2 separate regions of the Homo sapiens genome follow, and region 2 is linked to region 1. A link is an interaction called in ENCODE POLR2A ChIA-PET data of the cell type or tissue named here. Cell type or tissue: HCT116. All regions are shown on one strand. Links, peaks and the distances in the headings refer to the core of each region. The heading gives the core; the rest is flanking DNA. Region 1 holds the start of GUCY2D (guanylate cyclase 2D, retinal). Region 2 overlaps LOC105371520 (a long non-coding RNA gene).

Region 1 (10,279 bases), core at 1-8,000:
GCGGGGGAGGGATAACGTTGGCTCAGGGGAGGGGTCCTGGAGGGCAGCCATCCCCAAAGCACACATCCCCTGGGACTCTACCAGCCCACCAGAACACCCTCACCCCAAGAAAAATCTCCTCCTCTACTCCTGAGTGAACCCAGCCTGCTGTTTTTGCTGCAGACTTCCATTTCTGGCACAAGCTCACTTCCTACTTACCTCATTCCACTACTCACCTCACATAATGGGCCAGGAAGGCCCCAGCCAGCCCCATCCCAACCACCAGGAGGAAGCCAAGAAAGACGAGGCCCGGCTCCAGTCCTGAAGGGACAGTGACAGGAGGTATACTGAGGAGCGATGCCAGGGGAGGCCTCTTCTCTAGGGAGGCATGCCACATGCTGGCCCCTCCAGGAAAGGGGGATGGGGGCCCAGAGAGGCTCTAGGGGTAGGTCATAGTTCCTCAAAGGGGAGAGGCTGGGAATGATAGAAAATTTCCAAGAGGGCTTTGGAGCTCAGCAAGAGAGGGGTCCTGTGCAAGCCAGAGGCTGGGAGAGGGCCTAGAAGGGCATCGAAGACGGATTACAGGATAGGAGTCCACTCTCTTTCATCACTTTGTGGATGGTCCATGGCGATTGTCTCAGTGGGGACTGGGGTGCTCGCCCTCACCTCCACCGCAGATGTTGTTTGGATCGAACCAGCACGAGGGGTCAGGTCCGGGTGCTGATCCCCCACGCGGGAAGTGCATCCGGGTACCGGCGGAGAGGAAGGAGCCCCGGGCAGGATCCAGCATGTATGTGGCAAAAAGCCGGTCTCCCGCCGCGTCCGTGTCTAGCAGCACGAATGGGGGCTCCTCGTCTCCTCCTAGGTCCCCGCAGAAGCCAGGGACCTGCGCATCCCGGATGTGGCGGGCCACAGCTGCTCCGGACACCCATCTGCCACCTGCGGCAGCCCGCGCTTCTGCCACGCCCCTTGCCAGCAAGAAGACCGCGTCATAGATGGTGCCAAAGAGTGGGGAGACCTGGAGAAGGAGAGTAGGGGCTCAGAGGTCGGGGTCACAGCCCACAGACAGACCAGATTCTTTCACTGCCTGTCAAGCCCAGGGTATCCACTGTTGCCACCTTCCAGTTAGTTGTTCCCAGGATCCCTCCCCATTGGCTATCTCTTCCTCCCTCCCCATTGGCTCTCTTCCTCCCTCCCCATTGGCTCTCTCTTCCTCCCTCCCCACTGGCTCTCTCTTCCTCCCTCTCCTATTGGCTGTCACACCTGCTCTCCCCACTAACTGGTTCCTCTTTTCAGGACTCAGCCTCCTCTCTGACCATTGGTTGATTCTAATTCTCCATCACCTGTAGGTCCTCTCTTCTTCCTGTTGGTTGCCCAGCATATAGTTTTAACCTCATCACCTACCATTCACCTAAAAGCCTTCTCACCTATCTTTTGGTTGGCTTCTATTTTCTGTTGTTCCTTAAAAAAACAAACAAACAAACAAAAAAACTAAACAAAAAACAAACAAAAAACCTTCTCTATTGTTACCACCCGATCTTATCAGGCTTCTCTATTATTCCCAGTTGCCATCTCTCAGAGAGCCAGGCACTGTGCAGAGCACTAAAGATGTATCAGTGTACAAGACAGACCCCGTCTCAAGGAACCTTTCTTCTTGCCAAAGAGACAGGGGTGTTCAGGCAGTGCAATGAGTAAAAGTAGGGGAAACTGAGGGAGCTGCAGAGACAGGAATGGGTGTCCCCACCCTAGGCTGTGGACAGAGAAGGAGCTGTTAGAAGTGACCATCCTTCAGGGGATGAGTCAGAATTATCCAGGGGAGGCAGGGACAAGAGAGAGGAAACAGCACACTCAGAAGCTCAGAGGCAAAAGAGAAGGACACATTCCAAGAACCCAGAGTAGCTTGGTCTGGCTGAAGTTCATGGGAGGTGGAAGAGAGAGAAAGACAGGTGACCTGGTAAGCCATGTGGAGAGGCCTGCATCTATCCAGGGCAACAGAAGCCACTGTGAGGCTTTGAACAGGGGCATGACAGGGTGAGATCTGTCAGATTTCTGAAGCTTGATCTGGAGAAAGGTGTTGGGCAGGTGAGTGTTGAAGCAGAGACCATCTGAGAGATTATGTTTTGGGATTTGGGCTGGGGGTGCTGTGGCCTGAATCAGGGCAGTGACAGTAAAGATGGAGAAAGCGGATGAATTCGAATGATCTTTAGGAAGTAACAGTAACAGGGCTTGATGCCTGGAAGTGGGGGCGAAGAATTCAAGGAATCAAGGGTGACTCACACGCTCAGAGGCTTGCGCAGTTTGGGCAGTGGAGAGGACTGCTGTGGTACTTACTGAGAGCTGAAGGGCTTTTCTCTCTCTACTTTCTCAACCTCCCTCTCTCCACTGACCGACCCTCCCTCCATCCCATCTCATTATGATTCCTATCTTGTATTCTCTTCTGACTATTCCCATCACTGCACCCCTCCCCCCTCCATTGGACACCTCCAATCCTCTTGGAAGAATCTAGGGGCATCGATGGGAAATTGCAACCCCTACGACCCTTCTCTCATGCAGCCGCCTGTGAGTTGGACCTTTGTGGTGGTTAATTCACTGCCCGTTGACATCTAAATTCCCTTCTCATAGTGGTTTCTAGTCCCCCTTTGTGGCGGGAGTAAAGTTAGATGATCTGAACTGGGATTCTGGGGACTTGGGGATCCCTAGGTATTAGCTGGATGTTGGAAATACACTATGGATCTGGTTAGGATTGCCCCTGAATCCACCCAGGGAACTTTCTGCTTCTTGCAAGGTGTCTAGGCCCTTGAAAAGCTAAGACCACCAGATGAGGCCCCAGAGGAAATACCTCTGAACTAGGGATGAAGGTTGGATTGGCATCCTCCCTCCTTCCTGCTTTCAAGAACACCAAGTATTTATTTTAGACAGCTGGGAGTATGTGGTGGTGGAAACGGGTTTACTTTGAAGCCAATTGCAAAAGGTTTTGCAGTTTACAGTTCATTAGAGTTTACTGCTTGATGTTGGACTTGAGAGGTCGAATTGCCTACTCTCTAGAGGCAATCCTCGTACACTAAGAGACCCCAAGTGGGGCCAGAGCCTCTACATTACCCAGGAAACTCCAAACAGCTAGAGCTGCCAGTGGTTCTTTCTCCATTGGCTGCATCCTCCTCTCCCTGCTTTGGCTGTCCTCTCCCCTCTCCCTTGCCTTCTTCCCTCCTCCCGGGACCGTCTACCTGCTGCAGATTGAGGTCAGAGGGCAGCTCGCGGCGCTCTTGAGCCCTGCGCAGGCTGTCCAGCACGCTGCCTTCAGAGGGACAGTGGCGCGTGAGGGTGAGCACGGCATCGTGGGCCCTGCGAAGCTGGGAGCTGTTGGCGAGTGCGGCCAAGGCCTCCGGGCCTGGGGACAAGGCGTAGTGGATCGTGTCGAAGGGCAGGAAGACCAGGGAGCCATCGGTCAGGCCCAGCTCCTCTGCGGCCTCCAGGAGGTAGCGCTGCTCCTCGCCACCCAGCAGCACCGAGTGCATCACCATGATCACTGCTGCGGACAGAGGCTTGGCTCGCGGCGCCGTCCGGCTGCCGGCAGGACCAGCCGACCTCCTCGCACCCTGCAAGGGAGCCTACCTGTGACCCTGGGCCCGTCCCGAACCTTCCTCAGGGCCTCCCGGGCTCCAGACAGGTCCAAGGGCTCCATGGAAGTCACGGAGGCGACAGGCAGGCCCCGGGCCCTGAGTGCCGTGGACAGTGAGCGTCCCGCCTCCACCCACAGGTCCTGGGGGGCGGTGACCAGGGCCACGCGCGCCCAGCCGAATGCGCGAAGCAGGGCGTAGAGGGCATCCGCGGCGGGGGTCACGGCAGGGGCCGTGGTGCCCTCCGCCTGCGTCCAGGGGCAGCCCCAGGGCACCAGCGCGATCCCGGCTTCTTCGGCGAGCAGCTCGGCTGGCCGGCAGGCCGCAGGGTTCACCGGACCCACGAGGCCCGACACGCGGGCCAGCGCGGAGGACACGGCCCCCAGCGAGCCCGGCGTCCGGCAAGGCTCGGGCAGCAGCGCTACCTCGAAGCGGGGACCGCCTGCCAGGCCGGGGTCGCGGTTCAGGCGGGCGGCGGCCAGGCGGGCGGCCAGGTCCGGGCGAGCCCGAGAGAAGATGGGGTCGCAAGCCCAGGGGCCCAGGACCCCCACCGTGAACACGGCGGAGAGGGCGGGGGGCTGCAGCAGAAGCAGGAGCAGCAGGAGCGGGAGCCGGGGCAGGGCCCGGGGGAGGCGGGGCAGGGACGGAGCCCACCACGCGGGACCGCAGAGCCCGGGGTCCGGAAGCCCACCCGCTCGGCGGGCGCAGGCGGTCATTGCCGGCTTCTGCGAACACAGACGGAGCAGGCTGAGCGACTGAGACCCCGGCCTCCCCTAGGGTTCTCCCCGTAACCCCGAGTTTCTCCAAGCCCGAGTAACCCATGGGATGATTCTGCTGCTACCGCCCCCTCCGGAGGCTGGGAAGACTAACTGGGGCCAAGGACACCGCCCCGAAGCCCCCTTCTGCCGCCCCGGCTTCCCGCTCCCACCCGGCCTGCCCCTCCCCCCGTCGGAGGCGTCAGGGGTCAGCAGGGACTCGCCTGCGCCCTCAGACCGACCCTATCCCAGCGGAGGGGCCTCTGACATTTACAGGGAAGTCCGGGGGCTCGGGCCCACGGCCCCCGGTGAGGGGTCACAGGGCCGGTCCCCCTTTTGACGCCCGCCCACAGGTCTTCCTTGCCAGCCCAGGCCAGGGCGGGGGCGTGGGTACAGCCGGCCAGAGCCCTTAATCTCCCCAAGCTGATTAGGGTCCTTAATTAGGTAGGGAGGGGCGGGCTAGTGGAGGATGAGAGCCCCTACTGCGCCTTTCTGGGGTGGGATCTGTCCTGGCTTCCAGGTAGTCAGCCAGATCCTTTCCCCTCCATGCCTTCCAGCCCCCCACATCACCCTCATCACCACCACCCCTGCACAAAAGCAGCCGCAGCTTCCCCTTTCAGCCGTCGGCCACACTGCCCTGCTCAGCCAGAAAGTAACAAGTGCCTGCCCGTGGACAGCTGTGGGTAATCCGTCCTGGAGAAGAAACACTGATCCCAGTCCCTTTCCTTACAATCTTCTGTTTCCAGTTCTGCCAGCTAAGTTCAAGCTCCATCCTTTGGCTGGCAAAGTCTATATCCCAGAGACCAAACCCACACCAAGCTGACACCTGCCTTTCTTCTTTCACTTCTCTTCTCTCTCTCGCCACACTTGATTCCCTGACCTCTGCTTCTCCATGCCTAGAAAACCACCCTCAGGAAGTAATGAAAAGAGCTTTGGCCTCCGACAGACCTGGGTTCCAAGTCCCTCTTGCTGATTTTTGGACCTTGGGCAATTGCTTAATCTGAGGGTTGTTGTGAAAATGAATATAATTGCCCGGATGGCAAGAATAGCTAACAATTTTAGAGAAGAGTATAATGGAAGATGCCCTATAAGATATACAAATTTATTATAAAGCAATAGCAATTATGTATTTATGTAAATATATAATATATAAAACATAGCAATTATATATCTACATAAATATATAATATATAAAACATAGCAATTATATATTTATATAATTATATGATATATAAAACAGCAATTATATAAATATATACTATAAAGCTATAGCAATTATATATTATATATTTATATAAATCCACATTATGTAGTGACAGCAATTATATATTTATATAAATATATATTATAAAGCTATGGCAATAAAGACTTCATAGTTTTGGCACAAGGATAAACAAATGGACCAATGAAATAGAATATACAGTACTGAAACAAACACAGCAAATGTGTGAAGACGTGGACATTTCTTACCAACTGGGAAAGAATAAACTTCAACAAATGGAGCTGATTAGCCATCTGGGGGGAAAATAGAATTCAATCCCTATCTCACACCATACACAAAATCTATTCCAGGTCAAAGACCTATATGTGAAAAATAAAACTTAAAAACTTTTAAATGAATCATTTTCAGACTTGGTGGCAAAGATTGGATCAGGTAAGAATCATCAGTGGATTCTAAAGCTGGGGGAAATGTTGGATGAGGAGCAGAACTTTTGCAGGGTCTGAAAGTATCTCCCTCCAGATTGCCATGAGTTGGAAGGGAGTGGGGAATAAAATAAAAAGCAGTCATTGTACAGTGGAGAAATGGGGCAATACTTTAAGCAAGTGATCAAAATTAACCATGAGGGGCAGAGAGACATTCTTTGCCTCCAGATGTGATACCCTGAGAAGGACATAATACTACACCTATGCAGTGCTGCACAATACGTCTCGGCAATGTTCCAGCATTATTTCAAATCTAATCACAAGGAAACATAAGATAAACACTAAATGAGAAACGTTCTATTTAAAAAGGTGGGGAGGACTGCATTCTTCAAAAATGTCAATGTCATAGAAGGCAAATAGAGGTTGAGGAACTGTTTCAGATTAAAGAAACCTAAAAAGACATGACAATTATATGCAACACCTGCCCTTAGTTTGGATTCTGTATCATTGGATTTTTTTAAAGTGCTATAAGGTTATAGGGCTTGAGGCCGGGCACCGTGGCTCACGCCTATAATCCCAGCACTTTGGGAGGCCGAGGCAGGCGGATCACTTGAGGTCAGGAGTTTGAGACCAGCCTGGCCAACATGGTGAAGTCCCGTCTCTACTAAAAATACAAAAATTAGCCGCGGGTGGTGGAGTGCACCTGTAATCCCAGCTGCTCAGGAGGCTGAGGCAAGAGAATCACCTGAACCTGGGAAGCAGAGTTTGCAGTGAGCCAATATCGCGCCACTGCACTCCAGCCTAAGCAACAAAGTGAGACTCCATCTCAAAAAACAAAAAAAGAAAAGAAAAATGGTTATAGGGCGGCATGGGGTTATAAAAATGCTATAAAGAACATCAACATTAACAAAAAAATTGGCAATTGACAAAATTGGAATATCACAGGAGATTCAAAAGAGTATAAAGTTATAAAGTTAATAATGGTAGTGTAGTTATGTTAGACTATCCCTGTTCATAGGAAATACACACTGAAGTATTTAATGGTAAAGCATCATGTATATAACTGACCCTCAAGCAGTCCAGAAAAAATATATATTAGATATGATATATGGTATGTTTTATATATTATCTATTTCAAATGATAAACAAATAGGGTAAAATGCTAACAATAGGTGAATCTGGGTAAACAGCCTGTGAGTGTTCTTTGCATATTTTTTATTTTTGCAACATTTTTTAAGTTTGAAATTATTTCCAAATAAAGTTAATTAAAAATTTTAGATTATAGAATTCAAAGAAAGTAGATCTGCTCTGAAGAACAAAGAAAAAAAATAAGAAAATAGAAAAATTTAAAAAGAGCAGAAATTTTTAAGAGAAAAAAAGACATAGATTGAAAAGACATCTTTATCAATTCAGGGTAGGAATGGATTTATTAAGCAAGACACATAGGCTGGGCATGGTGGCTCATGCCTGTAATCCCAGCACTTTGGGAGGCAGAGGCTGGCGGATCATATATATATATGGCAAAATATTAACATCTGTTAGTTTTTGGTGGTAAACAATCGCTATATGTAGGGATTTTCTGTATGCTTGAAATGTTTTCTAATTTAAATTAAAAAAAATTTGTCAACAAAAATTTAGATGTCTGACCTGTAGCAGACTTCCAAAATCCAGTAGACATCAATATTCGTTTCTACAGTGCTGTGCTTCTTACCTTCCATAAGAGTTACCTCCCCACATCTCCTGTCTTCTGACTCAACATCTCTACATGAAATTGTGGAAACTCCAGCCAACTCTTTCATTTCACACATGATGAGAATGAGGTCCAGAGACCAATTTGGTTAAATTGACAATCTCCCAATTTTCCTCTAGGGTCCATGGACAGATGGGTAATATAGATGAAGATGAAGGGGGGATTTTTAAAATCTTTTTGTCATAAAATATACCTAACATAAAATTTACCATTTTAACTTTTTTTTTTTTTTTTTTTTTGAGACAGAGTCTCACTCAGCTGCCCAGGATGGAGTGCAGTGGTGTGATCTTGGCTCACTGCAACCTCCGCCCCCCGGGTTCAAGCGATTCTCCTGCCTCAGCCTCCCGAGTAGCTGGGATTACAGGCACCCGCCACCACGCCCAGCTAATTTTTGTATTTTTAGTGGAGACGGGGTTTCACCTTGTTGGCCAGAATGGTCTCGATCTCTTGACCTCGTGATCCGCCTGCCTCAGCCTCCCAAAGTGCTGGGATTACAGGGGTGAGCCACCGCGCCCAGTCTCCCCACTTTAACATTTTTAAAGTGTACAATTCAGTGGTGTTAAGTAAATTCATATTGTTGTGCAACCATCACCACTGTCCATCTCCAGAACTTTTCCATCTTACCCAATTGAAACTCTGTGCCCATTAAATACTAGCTCCCCATTTCCCCTCCCTCCAGCCCCCAGAAACCACTGTTCTTATTTTTTTTTCCTTTTTATTTTTTAGAGACCGGGTCTTGCACTGTTGCCCAGGCTGGAGTACAATGGCACGATCTCAGCTCACTATAGCCTCAACCTCCTGGGCTCACACAATCCTCCCACCTCAGCCTCCCAAGCAGCTGGGATCACAGGCATGTGCCACTATGCCTGGCTAATTTTTTGAAATTTGGCAGAGATGAGGGTCTCACTATGTTGCCTAGGCTGGTCTCCAACTCCTGGGCTCAAGTAATCCTCCCACCTCAGCCTCCCAATGTGCTGGGATTACAGGTGTGAGCCATTGCCCCCGGCCCATCATTCTTTCTGTCTCTATGAATTTGACTACTTTAGCTACCTCACATAAGTAGAATCATAGAGTATTTGTCCTTTTGTGTCTGTTTATTTCACTTAGCATGATGTTTTCAAGGTTTATCCTATGCTGTAACGTATCAGAGGTTCATTCCTTTTTTTTTTTTTTTTTTTTTTTTTTGAGACAGAGTTTCACTCTGTCACCCCAGGCTGGAGTGCAGTGGGGCAATCTCGGTTCACTGCAACCTCAGCCTCCTGGGTTCAAAGCAATTTGCGTGCCGCAGCCTCCCGAGTAGCTGGGACTACAGACGTGCATCACCATGCCTGGCTAATTTTTGTATTTTTAGTAGAAACGGGGTTTCACCATGTTGGCCAGGCCGGTCTCAAACCCCTGACCTCAGGTGATCCTCTTGCCTTGGCCTCCGAAAGTGCTGGGATTACAGGTGTGAGCCACCAAGCCCCACCTCACTCCTTTTTAAGGTTAAATAATATTCCATTGTATGTACAGTATATACCACATTTTATTTACCCATTCATTCTTCTGTGGACACTTGGCTTGCTTCCACCTCTTGGTCTCTGAGTCCCTTCCTTCAGTTGTTTTGGGTATACACCTAGAAGTGGGATTGCTGGATCATATAATTCTTTTTTCAAATAAATATTTAATTTTATTTAATTTTATTTTTTGTGGCAGGGTTTCACTCTGTCACCCAGGCTGGAAGGCAGTGGCTTGACCTCTGCTCACTGCAGCCTCCGTCTTCCAGGTCCAAGTGATTCTCCTGCCTCAGCCTCCCGAGTAGCTGGGACTACAGGCAGGCGCCACCACACCAGGCTAATTTTTGTATTTTTGGTAGAGACGGGGTTTCACCATGTTGGCCAGGCTGGTCTCGAACTCCTGACCTCAAGCAATCCACCCACCTTGGCCTCCCAAAGTGCTGAGATTACAGGTGTGAGCCACCGTGCCTGGCCTGGATCATATAATTCTATGCTTGATTGTTTCAGGAACTGACACACTGTTTTCTGCAGAGCCTGTACCATTTTATACTCAAGGAGTGGACTATTTTAAATCCATTCTAGTCCTCACGCCAAGGTTGCACAGCCAGCCTCCTGCCACCACACTGCTTCTCACTTCCAGTGGCCCACACCAGAGCTTGTTTGTTGCTTACTGCTAAATTTCGATTCCATCTGAAAGGTACTGAAACAAAACATGCCCTCTTACATAAAGGGCGGCGCCAAATCTTAAAGTAGCAGCTGGCTGGAGTTACCAGAGGACAGAATTATATTTAAATCCAACTCCTGTACTATAAATAGCCTCAGCTGCAGGTGGCGCTCCCTCTCTGGAAGGTCTTGGTTTTGCTCTGTCTAGAGGCAAAGGGTATAAAGCTCTTTCTTCTGAGATTTTTAGTCCCTTCCCTGCCCCCCATAAAGTCACGAAATTTGGAGGAGTTGACAGAAGGAATTAGAAGTTTCTGTTTGTGGAATCACTGCAGCAGTAGATAAGGAAAAACTATTCCTTGAAGCAAAACAACTTTT
Region 2 (10,428 bases), core at 1,554-9,553, 180 kb before region 1:
TCTCACTTCTCTGGAACCTGAACTTCCTGCAGGTGGGGCTCGCCTACGTCGTGAAGGCTGCACATTTGGAAGGAATCCGCTCGGCACTGGAAAGAGAACTCGTAGATCAGAGACCGACTTCTTCCATGCGTGATGGCCCGACCCTCGTCCCTCTGCTGAGAGGTCTAGAACTGCTCCTGTCTTAGGACCCGCGTTATCCGCCCAGAATTACGGTACCCGGATCCATCGCAAAAATCCCCGCGCGATGGTTGGGCTGTCCAGACGGGGCGGCCTTGGAACTTCCAGAAACCCCTCTCCTTCAGGCCCCAAGGAGATATTGCTTCTTCAATGACCTGAACGCTGAAGCTCGACCGTAGTTTAAAATAAAGGGGGTTAATAAAAACCGAAGAAAAATAGCCGCTGACCCCGACGTGATTTGAACACGCAACCTTCTGATCTGGAGTCAGACGCGCTACCGTTGCGCCACGAGGTCGGCCGGCCACTCGGCAGCTCAGGTCTCCCCATGACCACTGTGCGCCCTGGAGGCCAGGGTCATGAATCGAGGCATGGATGGGCACCTAGGGCATTTCTGCCCCTCTGAACAGCTGCGGGGTCGTATCTGCGCTCGCCGAGCCAGCCCTGTAGGACGAGCCGGGCGAGTGGCACCCCAGGGCAGTGACTATGGGATCCAGGCTTAGCGGTCTGTCCCTCCCGGCCCCCGGCGTCCTGCCAACGCCCAGATAGAGGGTCCCGAGCTGATCGCCAGGGGATCCCAAAGCTTACAGCCCAGTGGGGACGGACCTGCCTAGAAACGGATGGAAGGATGGGAACCAGACGGAACGTGACAGAGCAGTGCCAGAGCCTAGGGCACCTGAAGTGGTAAGAGATTTGCTCCCCCAGCAGCAGGTCTCCTCCCCGGTTGCACTTTTGTAATTGCCTGCGGAGACTTCGAATGTACCCACGCACAACCCCCGGGTTCGGAGATTCTGATTTAAACGGCCCAGGGAAGAGCTCTGAGATCGGTATGTAAAACTTTTGAAAAATATCGGTATTTCAACTGTTGGAGGGCAGATAAATTTTGTCTATATTTTGATGAGTTTTGACAAATACATACACCTGCGCAAATCACAACTCTTTAAAAGCATATAGGACATTTCCCTCTCTCAAGGTTCTTGCATGTCTGTCCCTTCTCTACGGATCCCCACTCCTCCCTTGCCAGAGGCAATCTCTGTTCTAATTTTAACCACCACAAACATCAGTATTTCTTTTTTTTTTTTTTTTTTTTTTTTTTTTTTGAGACGGAGTTTCGCTCTTGTTGCCCAGGCTGGAGTGCAATGGCGCGATCTCGGCTCACCGCAACCTCCGCCTCCCGAGTTCAAGAGATTCTCCTGCCTCAGCCTCCCGAGTAGCTGGGATTACAGGCATGCGCCACCATGCCCGGCTAATTTTGTATGTTTAGTAGAAACAGGGTTTCTACATGTTGGTCAGGCTGGTCTCGAACTCCCGACGTCAGGTGATCCGCCCGCCTCGGCCTCCCAAAGTGCTGGGATTACAGGCGTGAGCCACCATGCCCGGCCAACATAAGTTTTTTGTTGTTGTTTTTCTGTTTTTGTTTTGTTTTGTTTTGTTTTGTTTTTTTGAGACGGAGTCTCACTCTGTCGTCCAGGCTGGAGTGCGGCGGCGCGACCTTGGCTCACTGCAACCTCCGCCTCCCGGATTCAAGCAAGTCTGCCTCAGCCTCCCGAGTAGCTGGGATTACAGCGCCCACCACCGCGCCCAGCTATAATTTTTGTATTTTTGGTGGTGACAGGGTTTCACCATGTTGGCCAGGCTGGTCTTCAACTCCTGATCTCGTGATCCGCCCTCCTCGGCCCCGCAAAGTGCTGGGATTACAGGCGTGAACCACCGCGCCCGGCTGTTTCTAGAAGAATGAAAGGAGTTCAATAGGCCGAGATGGCACAAGAGGTCCTGCCTGTATCTCATTCCTTTCCATCCAAGCCAAATTTCTACACAGTGGCTCTCTCGAAAGTTATCAGGGACCACAGAGATGTCAAAGCCAACAGGCTTTCTCAGGCCTGGCCTTAACCGACTCCAGGCAACATCTTCTCCATGAGCCTCATTTCCCATGGTTGTCTTGACACTAGTCTGCTGGCCCTTCCTAACTGGCTCCCCGCTCCAGTCTCTTTTTCTTTTTTCTTTTATAAATTTTTTTGAAACGGAGTCTCACTCTGTCGCCCAGGCTGGAGTGCTGTGTGGCGCGTTCTCGCTCGCCGCAACCTCTGCCTCCCGGGTTCAAGCGATTTTCCTTCCTCAACCTCCCGAGTAGCTGGGATTACAGGCGTGGTGCCGGTTAATTTAATTTTTTTTTTTTAAAGTAGAGACCGGGATTCACCATGTTGGAGAGGCTGGTCTCGAATTGCTGACCTCAGATGATCCACCCGCCTCGAGCTCCCAAAGGGCTGGGATTACAGGCGTGAGCCACCGCGCCCAGCTCCAATCTCTTTTTCTGTTCTCCCTGTAAATCCTGGTTTTCCTCGGGTGAGGTTTTCTCTCCTCATGCTACACATGTTCTACGGATTCAGCTATTTCCTGCTTGCTAAGGGCTCCTGAATCTCGCTCCCACCTCTGGACTCAGATGTGTAGTGCCTGCTGATACCTTCACTTGACCCTGCCATACTTCCTTCCAGTCTTTCTGCACTCCCAGAGAGTGGCCAGGCCCAGGCTGGGGGATGCATCCTTGATTCTTCCCTCCCCCTACCGTCTTACTTCCAGTCACCACATCCTGTCAATTCCATTTCCTCAATAATCCCCCTGTCAACCATCCTTCCCCATCCCACTGACAACCCCTCAGCCTCTCTTGCTGGATTGTTGTAGCAGGCTCCTCTCTAATCTCCCTGCCACCCGAATAGTCAGATAATCGTCTTTTTCTTTTTTTTTTTTTTTTTTTTGAGATGGAGTCTGGCTCTGTCTGGAAGAAGAGGAGGAGGAGGAGGAGACGGAGCCGGGCATGGTGGCTCACGCCTGTAATCCCAGCACTTTGGGAGGCCGAGGCGGGTGGATCACCTGACGTCGGGAGTTCTAGACCAGCCTGACCAACATGTAGAAACCCTGTTTCTACTAAACATACAAAATTAGCCGGGTGTGGTGGCGCATGCCTGTAATTCCAGCTACTCGGGAGGCTGAGGCAGGAGAATCTCTTGAACTCGGGAGGCGGAGGTTGCGGTGAGCCGAGATCGCGCCATTGCACTCCAGCCTGGGCAACAAGAGCGAAACTCCGTCTCAAAAAAAAAGAAAGAAAGCAAGCTTAGGCACCAACCAGAAGAAGCTCCCACCGACCAAAATTGGGACAATTTGAACATCAAAAAGAATAACTGCAATGGATTGAAATACACAAAAGATGTTAAAATGTACAAGTTCATAATGATATTAAAAACAACTAATTACTTTTTCAAGATGCTAGAGAACCAACTCATTTTTCTGAAAACTGGTAAATCATAAGAAAAAACCCACACATTTATCCTGCCTTTCCTGTATGACCTGTATCTCATGGTAAACAAATTGATGATGGCAAGTTCTTACTGCAGAATGACAGAATTAGGACATCCCAATTTTGCAACTCCTAATGAAATAATAGAGCTAGGCAGTGATGATCAACTAAACCATTAGGTGAAAAACGGACGGGGAATTTTATAATTGTTGCCTAGTCTGACTACACCTGAACCCAATGCTCAGCCTAAACACTAGAAAAACAGGGAAAAGCAGGCGTCCTGATGCAATGGAATCAGGAGAACAAACCGTCACTCATGATGTGTTTTTACCAGAAAACTGAACGTGAGACTAACCAACCACTGGATCTAAGAACCAGTTTACAGGACATGCAGGGCATGGAGGAACATGTTAAATCACATCACAAGAATAAGGCCCAGAAATGGCTCAATGCCTTCAACTGATAAATTGCAAGAAAAGAAAAGAAGGAGAAAGGAGGTGAGGGGGTAGAGAGGAGGCAGGACCCAAGATGAGCGAGACATGACAACCAGGTGCAATGTGTGGACTTTATTTGGACCCAGATTCAAACAAACTGTAAAAGAAAAAAGAAGTGTGTAGGAGACACTTGGGCAATTTGAACTGTTTGATGACGTCTAGGATTTGCTTCAAAATAACCTGGTGTGTGCCATGAGGGAGGGTATACCTGAAACAAAGTTGGCCATGTGTTGATAATTGTTGAAGCAGAATAGAAGTGTTCATTATCTCCCCTCCCCTCGGCTCCCCCATCCTTCCCTCTCCCCACTCCCTCACCTTTCCCCCTCCCCTCCCCTCCCCTCTTTTTGAAGGAGTCTTGCCCTGTCACCCAGGTTGCAGTGCAATGGCACGATCTCAGCTCACTGCAACCTCCACCTCTCAGGTTCAAATGATTCTGCTGCCTCAGCCTCCCGATTAGCTGGGATTACAGGCACCTGCCACCATGCAGCTAATATTTGTATTTTTAGTAGTGACTGGGTTTCACCATGTTGGCCAGGGTCTCGAACTCCTGACCTCGTGATCTGCCCACCTCGGCCTCCCAAAGTGCTGGGATTACAGGCATGAGCCACCGCACCCGGCTATTTTCTTTATTTTGTCATGTTTGAATTTGTCCATGATAAAAAAACGATTTTTAACTCCTTTTATTAAGAGTTCAAATCTTAGTACTTGTGGGTCCCAGTCCTGGAGTGAGTAGTCACTTGGGGGGACACCTCATCACCAGCAGTACCTCCTATGGCCACTGGCTGGCTCTAAATATCGGTTTTGTGAGCAGGCAGAAATAGCGTCTCTATAGGGCAGGCTTCTGTGAACCAAGGTCATGGAAAATGACAGGAAAGGCTACTCACTGTTTATCAGTTCAGGACATGAAATGTGACTACCCCGTTGTTACTTATATAGTAAGTCCCCTATGCAGAAGGCCTATTTTTTTTTTTTTTTTTTTTGAGACGGAGTCTCGCTCTGTCGCCAGGTTGGAGTGCAGTGGCTCGATCTCGGCTCACTGCAACCTCCGCCTCCCAGGTTCAAGCGATTCTCCTGGCTCAGCCTCCCAAGTAGCTGGGACTACAGGTGCACACCACCATGCCTGGGTAATTTTTGTATTTTTAGTAGAGATGGGGTTTCACCATTTTGGCCAGGATGGTCTCAATCTCTTGACCTCATGATCTGCCTGCCTCGGTCTCCCAAAGTGCTGGGATTACAGGCGTGAGCCACTGCGCCTGGCCCAGAAGGCCTATTATAAGCAGAATGCCCCAGACCTCCAGCTGTCAGAGCCCCCATAATCTAACAGCCATCCTGACCCTCCCTTTTTCCCACTCACCCACAGCACCAAGTCCAGACTTCCTTTATCTTCTAAATATCTTTTGATACCCTCCACCTCCTTTGTCCAAGCCTCATCCTGTCTCTTCTGGATAATTATTAGCCTTCTGTTTAAAATCTGCTTAAAAGAAAGAAAAAAAATGGAAGAAGAATATAAATAAAAATAAAATTTGCTTAAAATCCATTATCCATGTTGCAACTAGAGTCATCATCTAGAACACCAACCTGACCATGTCCCTCCCTGTAGCTGCAAGGCCTGGCTTCATCTGGCCCCTGTTTACCTAACGAACCTCACACTGAACTTTTCTTCCCCTTCCATCACTAGGTTTCTGAAATGCTGCCTTCCTTACTGTTCAACAAACACACTTGGCTTGTTCTCACCATCTTTGCACTTGCTATGTCCTCTGTCTGGAATGCTCTTTCCCTAGATGTTCATGTAGCTGACTCTTTCACTTCCTTCTATTCAGAGACCTTGGAAAACCTTGCAAAAGCAGGTCCTGGATTTTCCTCACTTTTGGCCTATGACAACTTCTTTCATCTGTGAACAGTTATATTTGATGAATCTCTCACTGGGGGAGCTCACCTCTGAAGGTCTAGGTCGAAAATGCATGTAAGTTGCAGACAGAGGGAAGAAAAGCATGGAGAGTTCGTCAGTCTTTTTTTTTTTTTTTTTTTTTTTTTGAGACAGGTCTCACTCCTGGCACTCAGGCTGCAGTGCAGTGGTGTGATCATGGCTCACTGCAGCCTCCACTTCCTGGGTGCAGGTGAACCTCCCACCTCAGCCTCCCAAGCAGCTGGAACTACAGGTGTGCACCACTATGTTTGGCTAATTTTTTGTATTGTTTTGTAGAGACGGGGTTTTGCCATGTCGCCCAGGCTGAACCTTCAGTCTTTTTATCTTGTCTCCTAAGAACGTTTGAATGCTTGCTATGCTGTAATTTCTGCATTGGAGAATACAGGAAGCTCATCTCTCATTGTAAATTAGGTGTCATTACTATCACTCATTTTAGGAATCAAATGCAATGGGGGTCATTTCAAAGGAGAAAACTTAATGGGTTTCCTTGTCCATCCTGAGAGCAGGGAGGTTTGAAACTATCTTCAGAACTTTGAAGGGGTCCAACAGTTAAGAAAAGAACTGGCCGGGCGTGGCGGCTCACGCCTGTAATCCCAGCGCTTTGGGAGGCCGAGGCGGGTGGATCACCTGAAGTCAGGAGTCAGAAGTTCGAGAACAGCCGGGCCAACATGGTGAAACCCCGTCTCTACTAAAAATACAAAAATTAGCTGGGCATGGTCGCGGGTACCTGTAATCTCAGCTACTAGGGAGGCTGAGGCAGGAGCATCACCCCAACCCACAAGGCGGCAGTTGCAGTGAGCCGAGATTATGCCATTGCACTCCAGCCTGGGCGACAAAGGTGAAAACTCTGTCTCAAAAAAAAAAAAAAAAAAAAAAAAGGGAGGGGGGTGCCGGGTACGGTGGCTCACGCCTGTAATCCCAACACTTTGGGTGCCGGGAGACTGAGGCGGGCAGATCACGAGGTCAAGAGATGGAGACCATCCTGGCCAACACGGTGAAACGCGGTCTCTATTAAAAATACAAAAATTAGCTGGGCATGGTGGCGTGCGTCTGTAGTCCCAGCTATTCCGGAGGCTGAGACAGCAGGATCACCTGAGCCAGGGAGGTCGAGGGTCACTGTAGTCATGATCATACCCCTGCACTCCATCCTGAGTGACAGAGCAAGACCCTGCCTAAAAAAAACAAAGAGAGACTTTGTTGAACCTCCTTTAAAAAAATAATAATAATAATAATAGTAACTCCTCAGTAAAGTTTAGAAAATCACAAGCTTTTATTTCATGGGGATAAAAGCAAGTTTTGGTGATTACATTGTCTCCAATATGAAGAAAAGGCTGTGCTGTCTTTTAAAGAGATGGTTTATATGAAAATGTCATTACATAGTTTCAATATATAGGAGTTCAACATTTTAGGGACCCTCAATCCTATAAATCATTCCATTTTTTTTCCAATTTCTTGTCTTAATAATACAATATAAGACTCCGAAAACATTAATGTTTATTGTTTAAAACTTTTTTTTTAAGACGGAATCTCATTCTGTCACCCAGAGTGGAGTGCAGTGGTGTGATCTCAGCTCACTGCAATCTCCACCTCGTGGGTTCAAGAGATTCTCCTGCCTCAGCCTCCCGAGTAGCTGGGACTACAGGAGCGTGCCACGATGCCTGGCTAATTTTTGTATTTTTAGTAGAGACGGGGTTTCTCCATGTTGGCCAGGCTGGCCTTGAACTCCTGACCTCAGATGATCCACCCGCCTCGGCTTCCCAAAGTGCTGGGATTACAGGCGTGAGCCACCGCGCCCGGCCTAAAACTTTATTAAAAAGATATCTATGTATGTATATATGTGTGTGTGTGTGTATATATATATATATATATATATATTTTTTTTTTTTTTTTTTTTGAGTTGGAGTCTTGCTCTGTTGTCCAGGCTGGAGTGCAGTGGCGCAATCTCGGCTCATTGTAACATCCGCCTCCCGGGTTCAAGCGATTCTCCTGCCCCAGCCTCCCGAGTAGCTGGGAATACAGGTGTGTGCCACCATGCCCGGCTAATTTTTTTTTTTTTTTTTTTTTTTGTATTTTTAAATAGAGACGGGGTTTCATCATGTTTGTCAGGCTGGTCTCAAACTCCTGACCTCAGGGGATCCGCCCGCTTCGGCCTCCCAAAGTTCTGGGATTACAAGCGTAAGCCACCATTCCCGGCCTTTATTATTGTTTTAACAGAGAGAGGTGTCTCACTATGTTGCTCAGACTGGCTTCAAAGTCTTGGGTTCAAGGAATACTTCGCCTTGGCCTCCCAAAGTGCTGGGATTACAGGCATGGGCTTTTGCTTCTGGTCCCAGAGTGCATTTTCTTTTTATTTCTTTTCTTTTTTTTTGAGACGAAGTCTTGGTCTGTTTCCCAGGCGGGAGTGCAGTGGCACGATCTTGGATCACTGCAACCTCTGCCTCCCGGGTTCAAGCACTTCTCCTCCCTCAGCCTCTGGAATAGCTGGGATTAGAGGCGGGCGCCACCACACCTGGCTAACTTTTTAACTTTTTTTTTTTTTTTTTTTTCAGTAGAGATGAGGTTTCACCATGTTGGCCAGGCCGGTCTGAAACTCCTGACCTCAGGTGATCTCCCTGCCTCGGTCTCCCAAAGTGCTGGGATTACATGCCTGAGCCACCGCTCCCGGCCAATTTTTGGCCAAAGTTTCTAAAATAAAGTTTAAGGTTAAATGTCCGGCTGGGCGCGGTGGCTCATGCCTGTAATCCCAGCACTTTGCAAGGCCGAGGCTGGCGGATCACGAGGGCAGGAGATCGAGACCATCCTGGCTAACACAGTGAAACTCCGTCTCTCCTAAAAACACAAAAAATTAGCCGGGCATGGTGGCGAGCGCCTGTAGTCCCAGCTACTCAGGAGGCTGAGACGGGAGAATGGCGTGAACCCGGGAGGCCGAGCTTGCAGTGAGCCGAAATTGCGCCACTGCACTCCAGCCTGGGAGACAGAGCGAGACTCCGTCTCAGAAAAAGTAAATAAATAAAATAAAACAAAATAAATGCTCTATTTTAATAGAATTATAAATGCCCTATTTTTATAGAATTATAATTCTAGCGTTTCTTTTTTTTTTGGAGACGGAGTTGCGCTCTTGTTGCAGAGGCTGGAGTGCAATGGCGCGATCTCGGCTCACTGCAACCTCCACCTCCTGGGTTCAAGCGATTCCCATGCCTCAGCCTCCCGAATAGCTGGGATTACAGGCACGCGCCACCACGCCCGGCTAATTTTGTATTTTTAGTGGAGACAGGGTTTCAGCATGTTGGTCAGTCTGGTCTCGAGCTCCTGACCTCAGGTGATCCGCCCTCCTAGGCCTCCTAAAGCGCTGGGATTACAGGTGTGAGCCACAGTGCACAGCCCGCTTTTCCCTGTTTGTAGCGCCTATTATCTTACGGATTTATTTGTTTGCATGTCTGTTGTTGATCTCCCTGACTAGAATACCCTTACTAGGTAATCAATAAACATATACAAATATTTGTTGAAGGAATGAGAAATGCCTCTTGGGCTTGTAGTTTAGGCTGGCTAAAAGCACTGAGATGGGGAGTGGGGAGTAGGAAGAGATTGTTCTCCTGGGAGATGGGCCGGGAGGTTCCTTGAGGATGGGACTTGACTCAGCAATTAAAGAACTTTCAGATCTGCAGGGACCTGCGCTGAGGCCCAAAGGTCATGAGGTCGCCGATGATAAGAGCTTCTTGGACTGTAGCTGGGCAATGTCGGAGGCCCAGCACCTCCAAGGGACAAAGAAATCTGAGTTGAGTTTCCCTTCCAGCCGGCTCCAAGCCTCCCAGAGACGCAGGGACTGTCCCATTCCCTTCGTCCACTCCCACTCTTTCCAGCCACCTTGCTCTGCTCTTATCCCCATGCTAGTTTAAGGACGCTGGCCATTTTTTGCACTCTGCAAATCCCTCACCAAACTGAGCAAAGTAGTCTGAAAGAAATCAGTCTTCCTCAAGGAAGGTTCAGGCCTGGGGTCCTCAGACAACCAGGGGCTCCGTGACAATCTGTGACTGCAGAGCAGTCCAGGAACACCGGCCTCTCCAGGTTCGGGTCCCTTGTTTCTCAGGCCCAGCTTGGTGGGAAGCTAAAGGCATGCAGAGGAGGGGAAGGGGAGCGGGTCTGAGTCTTCGGCATGGCGGGGAACTCAGCCCGGCGTGGTGGTGGCAGCGGTCTCAAGTGATCCACAACTGGGCAGCGTAGCTGGGGCTGGGGGCCGCTCCCGGCGTGGGCAACAGCAGAAGCATTGGTGTCCCCAAGCTAGGCCAGGGTGGGTTTCCGTTCATCCGCCCTGCGTGGGCAGATCGGGCGCTGCGGGGCTGTGCCACCTCGCACCCTCTGAGGAACAAAGGGCCTGGCTGCGCGCGGGTACCCAGCCGTTAGGTTAGAAGCGCCTTCGGGTACCCCTGACCTTCGCTGGCCCTGAGAGACCCGCAGCAGCCGGAGAATGTACTGCTCGCGAGGATTTCCGAGAACGCGGCGCCGAGCCCGCGTACACGGTTACCAAGGCAACTGGGCGGTGC

The links. Peaks named below come from ENCODE experiments on the same cell type or tissue, not always from the same donor. Only the 100,000 strongest peaks of a DNase experiment are listed, where the experiment ranks them.
Region 2: POLR2A ChIA-PET joins it to region 1 with 10 read pairs; 3 of 35 experiments call an interaction of 5 or more read pairs at or near these places.

What each region holds. Positions count from the first base shown.
Region 1 is chr17:7,997,081-8,007,359 of GRCh38, reverse strand. It overlaps GUCY2D (guanylate cyclase 2D, retinal), which reads right to left and starts at 4,745. Exons shown (of 20, transcript NM_000180.4): 1 at 4,626-4,745; 2 at 3,592-4,321; 3 at 3,204-3,508; 4 at 646-997; 5 at 216-300. The coding sequence starts at 4,312. In HCT116, for the core only: no CTCF peak of the experiment used is centred there; no DNase peak of the experiment used is centred there; H3K27ac peaks cover 424 bases.
Region 2 is chr17:8,176,402-8,186,829 of GRCh38, reverse strand. It overlaps LOC105371520 (a long non-coding RNA gene), which reads right to left. Exons shown (of 4, transcript NR_188261.1): 3 at 5,315-5,431; 4 at 4,018-4,168. It overlaps TRW-CCA3-3 (tRNA-Trp (anticodon CCA) 3-3), which reads right to left and starts at 472; the gene lies at 401-472. RefSeq lists enhancers at 102-211, 10,153-10,272, 9,688-10,299, 10,300-10,428 and a silencer at 442-491. In HCT116, for the core only: a CTCF peak has its summit at 4,731; a DNase peak (open chromatin) is centred at 4,769; H3K27ac peaks cover 582 bases.